2 separate regions of the Homo sapiens genome follow, and region 1 is linked to region 2. A link is a contact called in ENCODE Hi-C or POLR2A ChIA-PET data. All regions are on one chromosome and are shown on one strand. The core of a region is the stretch at or near the end of the contact, and the rest is flanking DNA. Distances in the headings are between cores, read along the strand shown. Region 1 overlaps ILDR1 (immunoglobulin like domain containing receptor 1). Region 2 overlaps SLC15A2 (solute carrier family 15 member 2).

What was found. Hi-C counts contacts between places; a loop is a spot of excess contacts on that map. ChIA-PET counts read pairs that join two places held with the same protein, here RNA polymerase II (POLR2A). Pooled maps may share reads with other maps.
Region 1: a map of PC-3 shows a loop between it and region 2 (3-fold over the local background). The contact joins two enhancer-like sites. A Hi-C loop is called at or near these places in 3 of 168 maps with a recorded cell type or tissue (Caco-2, Calu3 and PC-3), 1 of 37 single-sample maps with no recorded cell type and 3 of 50 pooled maps. POLR2A ChIA-PET finds 5 or more read pairs at or near these places in 4 of 52 experiments (A673, Caco-2, H1 and 1 more).

What each region holds. Positions count from the first base shown.
Region 1 is chr3:121,993,709-121,998,068 of GRCh38, forward strand. It overlaps ILDR1 (immunoglobulin like domain containing receptor 1), which reads right to left. Exons shown (of 8, transcript NM_001199799.2): 6 at 474-605; 7 at 1-262. Among named protein-coding and RNA genes, the nearest start is that of ILDR1, 26 kb to the right of the region's middle. RefSeq lists enhancers at 1,654-1,948, 3,708-3,787, 3,818-3,927. Within about 2 kb of position 1,568, at least 24 of the 41 ENCODE cell types and tissues checked have a DNase peak (open chromatin) inside an H3K27ac peak, as active enhancers do; they include PC-3, where a contact is called at or near this core.
Region 2 is chr3:121,939,633-121,944,179 of GRCh38, forward strand. SLC15A2 (solute carrier family 15 member 2) reads left to right here. Exons shown (of 22, transcript NM_021082.4): 21 at 752-856; 22 at 1,199-4,547. The coding sequence ends at 1,375. Among named protein-coding and RNA genes, the nearest start is that of SLC15A2, 48 kb to the left of the region's middle. Within about 2 kb of position 2,664, at least 5 of the 41 ENCODE cell types and tissues checked have a DNase peak (open chromatin) inside an H3K27ac peak, as active enhancers do; they include PC-3, where a contact is called at or near this core.

The sequences.
Region 1 (4,360 bases), core at 318-2,817, 53 kb after region 2:
TCACTGGTCCTCCTTGAGGATGACAGGTCTCTGATCAGTGGGGGCAGGTGGATGATTCTGCGTTCCACGACCTCAGAGCCCAGGGAGGACAGCATGCTGCAGGGATGGCCAAATCTGCCTTTGAGGTCAGGGGGCAGAGGCTGGGCCAGGTTGAGGTTCCGCAGTTCTTTCTCCAAATACTCCAGGACACCATTGGCGATGGGAGGCTGATTGGTGGTCTGGGTCATTGGCATCTGCGGGAGGCTGGACGGCAGGGACAAATCTGAATGGAAACAAGGACAGGACAATAGAACAAATGGCCCAAAACATACACCTCAGAATCAGGACATCAAAATGTGACATTGGTTAGCATGAATCCCTCCCATCTCCATCATGAAGATGCCTGCCGCATCGGTCACAGAGGTCTTGATGTAGCCCATGTTCCCGCCCTTGCCCTCTGCCCTCCCCTATCCCAAATCTCTGGAAGAGTTTACCTCGCTGCAGCAGCGGGTGCATTGGATAAGATGAAACCTGGGAGCTCCTGTCCGCCCCCCAGTACAGGGGTTTTCCCATCATCTGAGGACCTAGGGCCTGGGCCTGCTTCATGTAGCGGTGGCGGGCCAGGGCTGCAGGGAAAGAAGGAGAAATGCAGGCCCTCAGCCAGGGCAAGCCCCACACCTCCCACTTCACTTCTTTCCACCTAGGGGCCTTGCAAGAGGCCAGCTTCTCTTGTCCATTCTCACCTATTTTGCATGGGAGTAAGGGTTAAGGGGGTAGTAAATTAACTGTCCCCCTGGCGAGGAGCTGGAATTAAATTATCTTCAAGACTGCAACTTTTGTACCCCAGTAAAGTATATTCTTAAAACTTGACTTCCTAGCCTCAAAATCATTTCATCATCTTGCCCATTCCTAAGGTCACCCAAAATGCATAGGTAGATTCATGGATACTAGCATACAATGAATAAGTGGGCCATAGGCCAATAAAACTAGAAGCCAAAGGCCAGAAACAGAAGGTCCAGATGCGAAGGACTTAGAGGATGCTGTGAGTCAGGGGCTGGGGGCATCTGCTCAGAGTGAAGGAAAAAGGGAAGGGCATGATACTGAAGATAATGGGCAGAATTACTTGGCAATTGCATGGAAGAGTATTTCTAGCTGGCATGCCAACCCTGGGTGGAAGAAAGTTTGTGGGAAGAAGGCAAGGGCGTGCAAAAAGCTCAAGTAGATTCCAGTGAGTCCTTTCTACTCTTCCCGCCTTATTAAGTATTGAGATTGTCCCTAAGTAGGGGAATTTCTCAGGGGTGGGGTGGAAGCAGGGAAGGGAGATGAGAAATACTATTTCCTTTTATGGCAAAGAAAATCATATAAAAAAAGTAGTGCAAGGGATCCATAAAAATGTCACTCCAGCCCCTTAGGTGGGGCTGGTCTGAGGCATACAACCCGCAGTGAGTACAAATTAAAAACAAAAGCATTTCGTTGTTTTTGTTTGTGCTTTTCTATTTTGGGGTAGTTGTGGCTGAGTGCCTCATGTTTCCTAAGGGCTCTGCCTATCCACGCGTGTTGGACGTGTGCCTGTACGTTAAGTGCAGGAAGTGCCAGCCTCAGTGTGAACGAGGTTAGGCCCCAGCCTGGCATTCTCAGTTCCTCCTTGCTTCCCTGGGCCCTGTGGCCACCCCTAAAACAGCAGGGCCACGTACAGTAGAAGGGGGCAGAAAGCTGGCATCCTGAACACAGCCACATAGGGTGTAGGGTTTGCCAAGGCCAGCAGCAAAGGGGTCATCCAGTGGGCTGCTCAGTGATTCCAGTATGAAACTTCCAGCACAACAGGAAGTGGTTGTAACAGAGTCCCCAGAAATGTCCGGAGCTCCAACCCTCAGTGTGAGTCACAGCCTAGCCTGGAAGAAATCAGAGGCAAACTTGCAGCAGCTCCCCCAGCAGCTACACCTTCATGCCAGCTGATCACCTGGAGCCTCCCTGAAGACAGGTCCACAGGCTCAGCACTGCCCTCTCCCTCTGCAGAGATGCCTCTCCCTAGCTCCCTCTTCTGGCCACCACCAACACACATACTGGAATGCCCAGCCTTATACATGTAATTTACTTTACATAAGCTAACTAGTTCTCTGAAAAATCTCTTCACGTGGGAATCCAATGAGGAAGCTGGGCTCAGAGAGATTACCTTCCCAGCCTAAGGTCCTACAGCTAGCGACTGGCAGAGCCAGGGTGTGAACCTGTGTGACGCTCAAGCCTACACTCTTTGTGTGCCGCACCGCCAAGTCCCCAGACTCCTTTATTTTCTGTGATGAAGCAAAAAACCTTCCCTGCAGGCACCTCCTCAATTTACCTCTCTCTAACTCGGCTCCAGACCTTTCAAAGTCCACTCCAGACTAGTCTCTCCTTCCATAGCCTCGGGACATCTGATTCCAAGGAGAACAACCCTACCCACTGTACCCCTTTAATGGAATCCTAGCTTCTTCCAGATGGTCCTATTCCCATTTAGCCACTCCTCCTGCTTCCTTCAATCAGGGAGAAAGGCAGAGTTGTGCTTCCTCTTTGCTCCTCAAATGATTTTTTCACTAATGGGACTCCTTCCACAAATAACTCTCTAACAACCCTTCCAGATCCTCCATGAGTGTTTCTGACATTTCCCTGAGTTTTTTTCACACAGTCCAGAGATTAATTCACCTGCTCCCTTAGCTGCCACACCATTTTTCCAGGGTCTCACCCTTCCTTCTTGCACTAAAACTAATGAAACAGGATGGAAGACACAGCCTTTGAGCTTTTCTCTTGCGTGCCTTCCCCTGCATCCCTGAAAACAGCCTCACGGGATGTCTAGGCTATCAGGGGTATCTGTTGCTCACCTAATGGGGAATCAGATAGGCAATAAAAGTAGGAAACCTGGATAAGGCAACAAAGCTGCAAAAGACTCCCAATAAGTTATCTTTTAACCTCAGTGGAGTAAAATCTGCCTTAGTCACCCTTAATGAGCTTGTTAAAAATACAGCTTTCTGAGCCTCACTCCCAGGGACTCTCCTTCAGCTGGTCTAATGCAAGGCAAGAAAATTTGTATTTTCAACAAGCTCCCTGTTCCAATAATGTAGGAGTCAACTTGGAATTGACTGCTGAGGATTCTCAACAACCCTTTGGTCACCATTCCTTACCATCCCCTCTCCACTCTTACAGAACCCATTCTTGCCCTTGTTTTGTTTTTTTTGTTGTTGTTGTTTTGTTTTGTTTGAGATGGAGTCTCGCTATGTCACCCAGGCTGGAGTGCAATGGCACGATCTCGGCTCACTGCAACCTTCGCCTCTGGGGTTCAAGCGATTCTTCTGTCTCAGCCTCCCGAGTAGCTGGGATTACAGGCGCCCACCACCATGCTCAGTTAATTTTTGTATTTTTAGTAGAGATAGGGTTTCACCATGTTGGCCAGGCTGGTTTTGAACTCCTGACCTCAGGCGATCTGCCTGCCTCGGCCTCCCAAAGTACTGGGATTACGGGCATGAGCCACCATGCCCAGCCCTTGCCCTTCTTTTAACCTATGGTCACTTAGTCTATTTGCTTTCTCCAAAACTACCAGTCCTCCCTGATTTGACTGACCAGTCATTTCTGGGACATCCTCAGGTGTTTCCTAGAATCTGATGCCCCTTTGAACTCTTGTCATTTTAGCTTTAGGAAACTACCAGCAGATGCTTCTGGGTCCCAACCAGGCAATTGACCTCAAATAGCCCTCCTCCCAATAGGGCTTTCCTTCTTGACCTCTCAAACATGCATTCCCTCCTCTATAGCAGCAGGTTAAACATTCCCCACCTCTTAGGTCTTCCCCTGCCTGTGAACTTTCTGCTGATGACTTCATCTCTATTGATGAAGAGGAACCAGCCCTGAACGTGGAGCCAAGAAACCTAGGTTTAGTCCAGGGCCCACTGCTAACAGGCTGTAACAAGTAATTGTGGAAAAATCTCCCTCGACTTCACTTCCCTCAGCTGTGAGGCAGAAGGAGATGGGGCAGGAGAGATCAGAGAGTCTCACTGTGGCTGTGGCCTACTGCTGGGCATGCCTGGAGGTTCTCCAGTAAGGAGGGCCAGTAACTGCTCTAGGGATGAAAGCCGTTTCTCCAGTTCTTAGGGAAAAAATACGTTTCCATTTCAAAAATGTCTATCTTTAAGTCCTACAGAGGGCTGTTTACCACTATTAGGTGAACTATCAAGGGTTACTAAAATTTGGTCTTATTTTCATTTTTCTCCTCTCTAATCCTTTTTTAACTCTCACTAGAAAGTGGGAGCAGGTTGGGGAGGTGGGATGTGATCAAAGAAGTTCAAGAATCACTGACATGTTTCTTGAAGCTTCCTTCTGCATCTAGAATTTTGATTTGCTGAAATCGAGTCAGGCA
Region 2 (4,547 bases), core at 1,414-3,913:
CCTGAACATCTTAACTCCCCAGGTCATGACAGTACAGCATGGGAGTCTATGATTTTGGGGTTCTAGGAAAGAGATTAAAGATTAAAATGAAGAGCTGCAGAGTCAGACTTCCCGTGTTCAAATTTTGGCTGCATGACCTATTGTGTAACCTTGAGCAAGTAAATTACTATCTCTGTAATGCTGTCGCCCAGGCTGGAGTGCAGTGGCGCGATCTCAGCTCACTGCATTCCAGCCTGAGCGACAGAGCGAGACTCCATCTGCCTCCCCGGCTCAAGCGATTCTCCTGCCTCAGCCTCTTGAGTAGCTGGGATTATAGGCGCACACCACCATTCCTGGCTAATTTTTGTATTTTTAGTAGAGACAGGGTTTCACCATGTTGGCCAGGCTGATCTCTAACTCCTGACCTTGGATGATCTGCCCACCTTGGCCTCCCAAAGTGCTAGGATTACAGGCTTGAGCTACTGCGCCCAGTCTGTAATACTATTTTTTAAATGTATAAGAATACGAATAGAACTTATCTCTTAGGATTGTAATGAAGATTATATGACATAATGAGTTTAAATATATTCAGTTAGGAGCTTCATCTTATTCTTACTGTTTACATTATTAACACCCTCTGAATCAATGTGATAGCTGAACTTAATAAGAGAAGTTCTAACTTGGAAGCTTTTGTGGGAGAAGTTTCCTGGATGCATGGGGCATGAGGGCAGTGAAGGGGGTTTGTTTACTTTCAAACTTGTGTCATCCCCAGGCTCCCTCTAGCATGAAATCTGTGCTCCAGGCAGCTTGGCTATTGACAATTGCAGTTGGGAATATCATCGTGCTTGTTGTGGCACAGTTCAGTGGCCTGGTACAGGTATGGATCTGAGGGAAGCAGGATTCATTTCTACTCAAGTTTTTCCTCCAGCTTTCTCTTCTCCCTTTCCCCCATCTCTCTGCTTCCCACATTCCCCATTCAGTGCTGTGACATGAAATGGGTTAGATATACAGACTTTACCAGGAAAATAGACATATGTAAGTGGCAATAATGACTACAATATACCTATGTGAGGAGAGGCCAGTGAACCCAGTCTTTGTCCAGCAAAAGTCTGGTTAAACTGGTGATCCCAGGTCAGTCTGCTCCCCACTCCTCATCCTGTAAAGATCTCTTTAGTTTCAGGTTTCTCCATATTCTTCTCATATTTATTTCCCCCTGCAGTGGGCCGAATTCATTTTGTTTTCCTGCCTCCTGCTGGTGATCTGCCTGATCTTCTCCATCATGGGCTACTACTATGTTCCTGTAAAGACAGAGGATATGCGGGGTCCAGCAGATAAGCACATTCCTCACATCCAGGGGAACATGATCAAACTAGAGACCAAGAAGACAAAACTCTGATGACTCCCTAGATTCTGTCCTGACCCCAATTCCTGGCCCTGTCTTGAAGCATTTTTTTTCTTCTACTGGATTAGACAAGAGAGATAGCAGCATATCAGAGCTGATCTCCTCCACCTTTCTCCAATGACAGAAGTTCCAGGACTGGTTTTCCAGTACATCTTTAAACAAGGCCCCAGAGACTCTATGTCTGCCCGTCCATCAGTGAACTCATTAAAACTTGTGCAGTGTTGCTGGAGCTGGCCTGGTGTCTCCAAATGACCATGAAAATACACACGTATAATGGAGATCATTCTCTGTGGGTATGCAAAGTTATGGGAATTCCTTTATAGGTAACTGCCATTTAGGACTGATGGCCCTAATTTTTGAGGTGCTGATTTAGAGGCAAAATTGCAGAATAACAAAGAAATGGTATTTCAAGTTTTTTTTTTTATAAGCAATGTAATTATGCTATTCACAGGGGCCTCAAGAATTGGTATGTATGATGTGATCTGGTCCAGCCAGGGCCTGGCTTGTCAGCTCTCTAGGTTTGATATGACTTTAGTAAATTTGTCAATATAGATGGTAGGAAGCAGAATGCCATTTTATTAAAACACAGGAGAAGTTATATCTCTCTGATTATGATAGTATTTTATTTACTTATCCAAACCCTCCTTTCTCAGTATGGATAGATCATGGAAACCAGATTAGAGATAGTAAGCATTAGTAAACATTGTTCTGGAGAACAGGAACAGGTGTAAGTTGTAGAAATCCTGAAGAGCCAGTCATTCTTTTACAGAGTACATTCTTCTTAGCCTCTATGGCGCTGGTCTATGCCCTTCAGTGAACAGTTGTATAAACAATAATTATAATTTGCAACCTTGTCTTGTCAACCTTGCTGATCCAGCTTTTTCTTATTATTACACCTTGTCTTGCTTATTGCAGCAAATATTCAATAACAACAATGTTTCTATAAGTCCAACTTCCTTTATTAATGTTTCCATTTAGCCTCAAAAATATCAAAGTAGTTCCTTTTTGATGTTGTTTTCCTGATTTACTTTTCCCATAAGTTTTAAATACCATTTCTGCCTTGAAGCCTAGAAATTTTCTTTTTATTCAAAAAAAGTTACATTAATGCTCTAGGTTTGAGGTTCTAAAATGGAAATGTCAATAGAGGAGCATGGTCCTATGTGAGGTTCCTATCAAAATTTGTGGGAGTAGGGATGGTAGAGCATGAGGGTTTTGTTTGTGTATGTGTATGGTCATGAAAAAAAATTGAGAAACATTACCTCATACACAATGAATGAATCAGAGGACAGACACGGGAATGGCACGACTGTGCAGTGTGTTACTAGGAAAAAAGTTCAGAATCACTGTTCTAGAGAGCTTCATTTCCATTGGTTTTAAAACATTATTCTCATGTAGAACAGTGTTGGGTCTCATACTGTTAATGTTAATACGTAACAATGTTCATGTTAACAGGCACCTGTTAATATTAACAGATAATGTTACTGTTAACAGGTAAGAGAAATTGCTCTAAGTGCCCAAACTTTATATACTTCAGTTTTAATGACAAGCATTTCAGAAATATAAGAGCGGCAGCCAGACCAACCAGTTTTTCCAGATATCTTGATGTGAACCTGACCCTACTCCTTTAGAAGACAGCCTGTTCATTTTTAAATAGCTTTAACCCAAACTGTTCTATGACCATTGTTTCAAGAGACATTAACACAGTTCTGTAAATAGAAGTGTCTATGGACAAATAAGTTTGGGAAATGTGGCATACTGTATCCTTTTCTTAACATTTGCATATTAAAGACTCTGAGATATCCTGCAGTAAAGACACAAGATACCTTGTTTAAATTAACATGTACGCTGCAGAACATTGGTTTGGAAAAAACTGTTGAGCAGTTCTTCCTTGTAAGTGCTGAGCTTCCTCTCTGAAACCTCCTACCATTGTTTTTTTTCCCCTGTAGCTAACAAGAATAAGTATAACAGCCGGCCAGGCACAGTGGCTCATGCCTGTAATCCCAGCACTTTGGGAGGCTGAGACAGGTGGATCACCTGAGGTCAGGAGTTCGAGACCAGCCTGGCCAACATGGTGAAACCGTGTCTCTACTAAAAGTACAAAAATTAGCCAGGTGTGATGGCAGGTGCCTGTAATCCCAGCTACTCGGGAGGCTGAAGCAGAAGAATTGCTTGAACCCGGGAGGCAGAGGTTGCAATGAGCCGAGATCACGCCATCACACTCTAGCCTGGGGGACAAGAGTGAGACTTCATCTAAAAAAAAAAAGAAAAGAATATGTATACCCCCTTTTTCATGTGGCAGATGTTTAGCTATTTGGGGAGAACTTTCATGGCTCTTCCCTAATCATCAAGTATTCAAGGTAAAGATTCTCGGTTCCTGTAATGGTTCCTCACCAGGCATAATTTGTCCTTTTACCATCCTACTTTCTGTCTTCTGAAAAACATTCTTTATCTGAAATACAGCAATTAATATTAAGATATCTTAATATGAAGTGCCTGGAGTCAAATATAACATTCCAAAGTAGTCTGACTGGAAGAACTAGCACCTGCCTTTCTTCAAACAATGCACTTCTGTTAATGCAGTGTAAGGTAACATGAGTTGTTTTTGGAAACTACATCATAATGTGGGCTTACATTCTAGCACTTATCACTTAATGACAGGGATACATTTGAGGAATGCATTGTTAGGCAATTTTGTCATTATGCAAACATCATAGAGTGTACTTACACAAACCTATGGTATAGCCTACTACACATCTAAGTTATATGGTATAGACTGTTTCTCCAGCTATATGGTGTAGACTGTTTCTCCTAGGCTACAAACCTGCACAGCATGTTACTGTATTAAATGCTGTAGGCAATTGTAACACAATGGTATTTTTATACTTAAACATATCTAAACATAGAAACGGTACAAAAAACTTTACACATTATATAGATGTATCAAATTATTCATATGTGCTCTGAAAATGTCTATATCTGTTATGTATCAATTTTTTAAAAAGTGAATGACATAATTCATTTGAAAAAATGTGGACACACAAATTGGAAAAGAGGTATAAATGCAGTATTATAATCTAATGGGACCACCATCACATATTTGGTCTGTCATTGACTGAAACTGCAATATAGAGTTTTTCTTAACATTTGCATATTAAAGACTCTGACT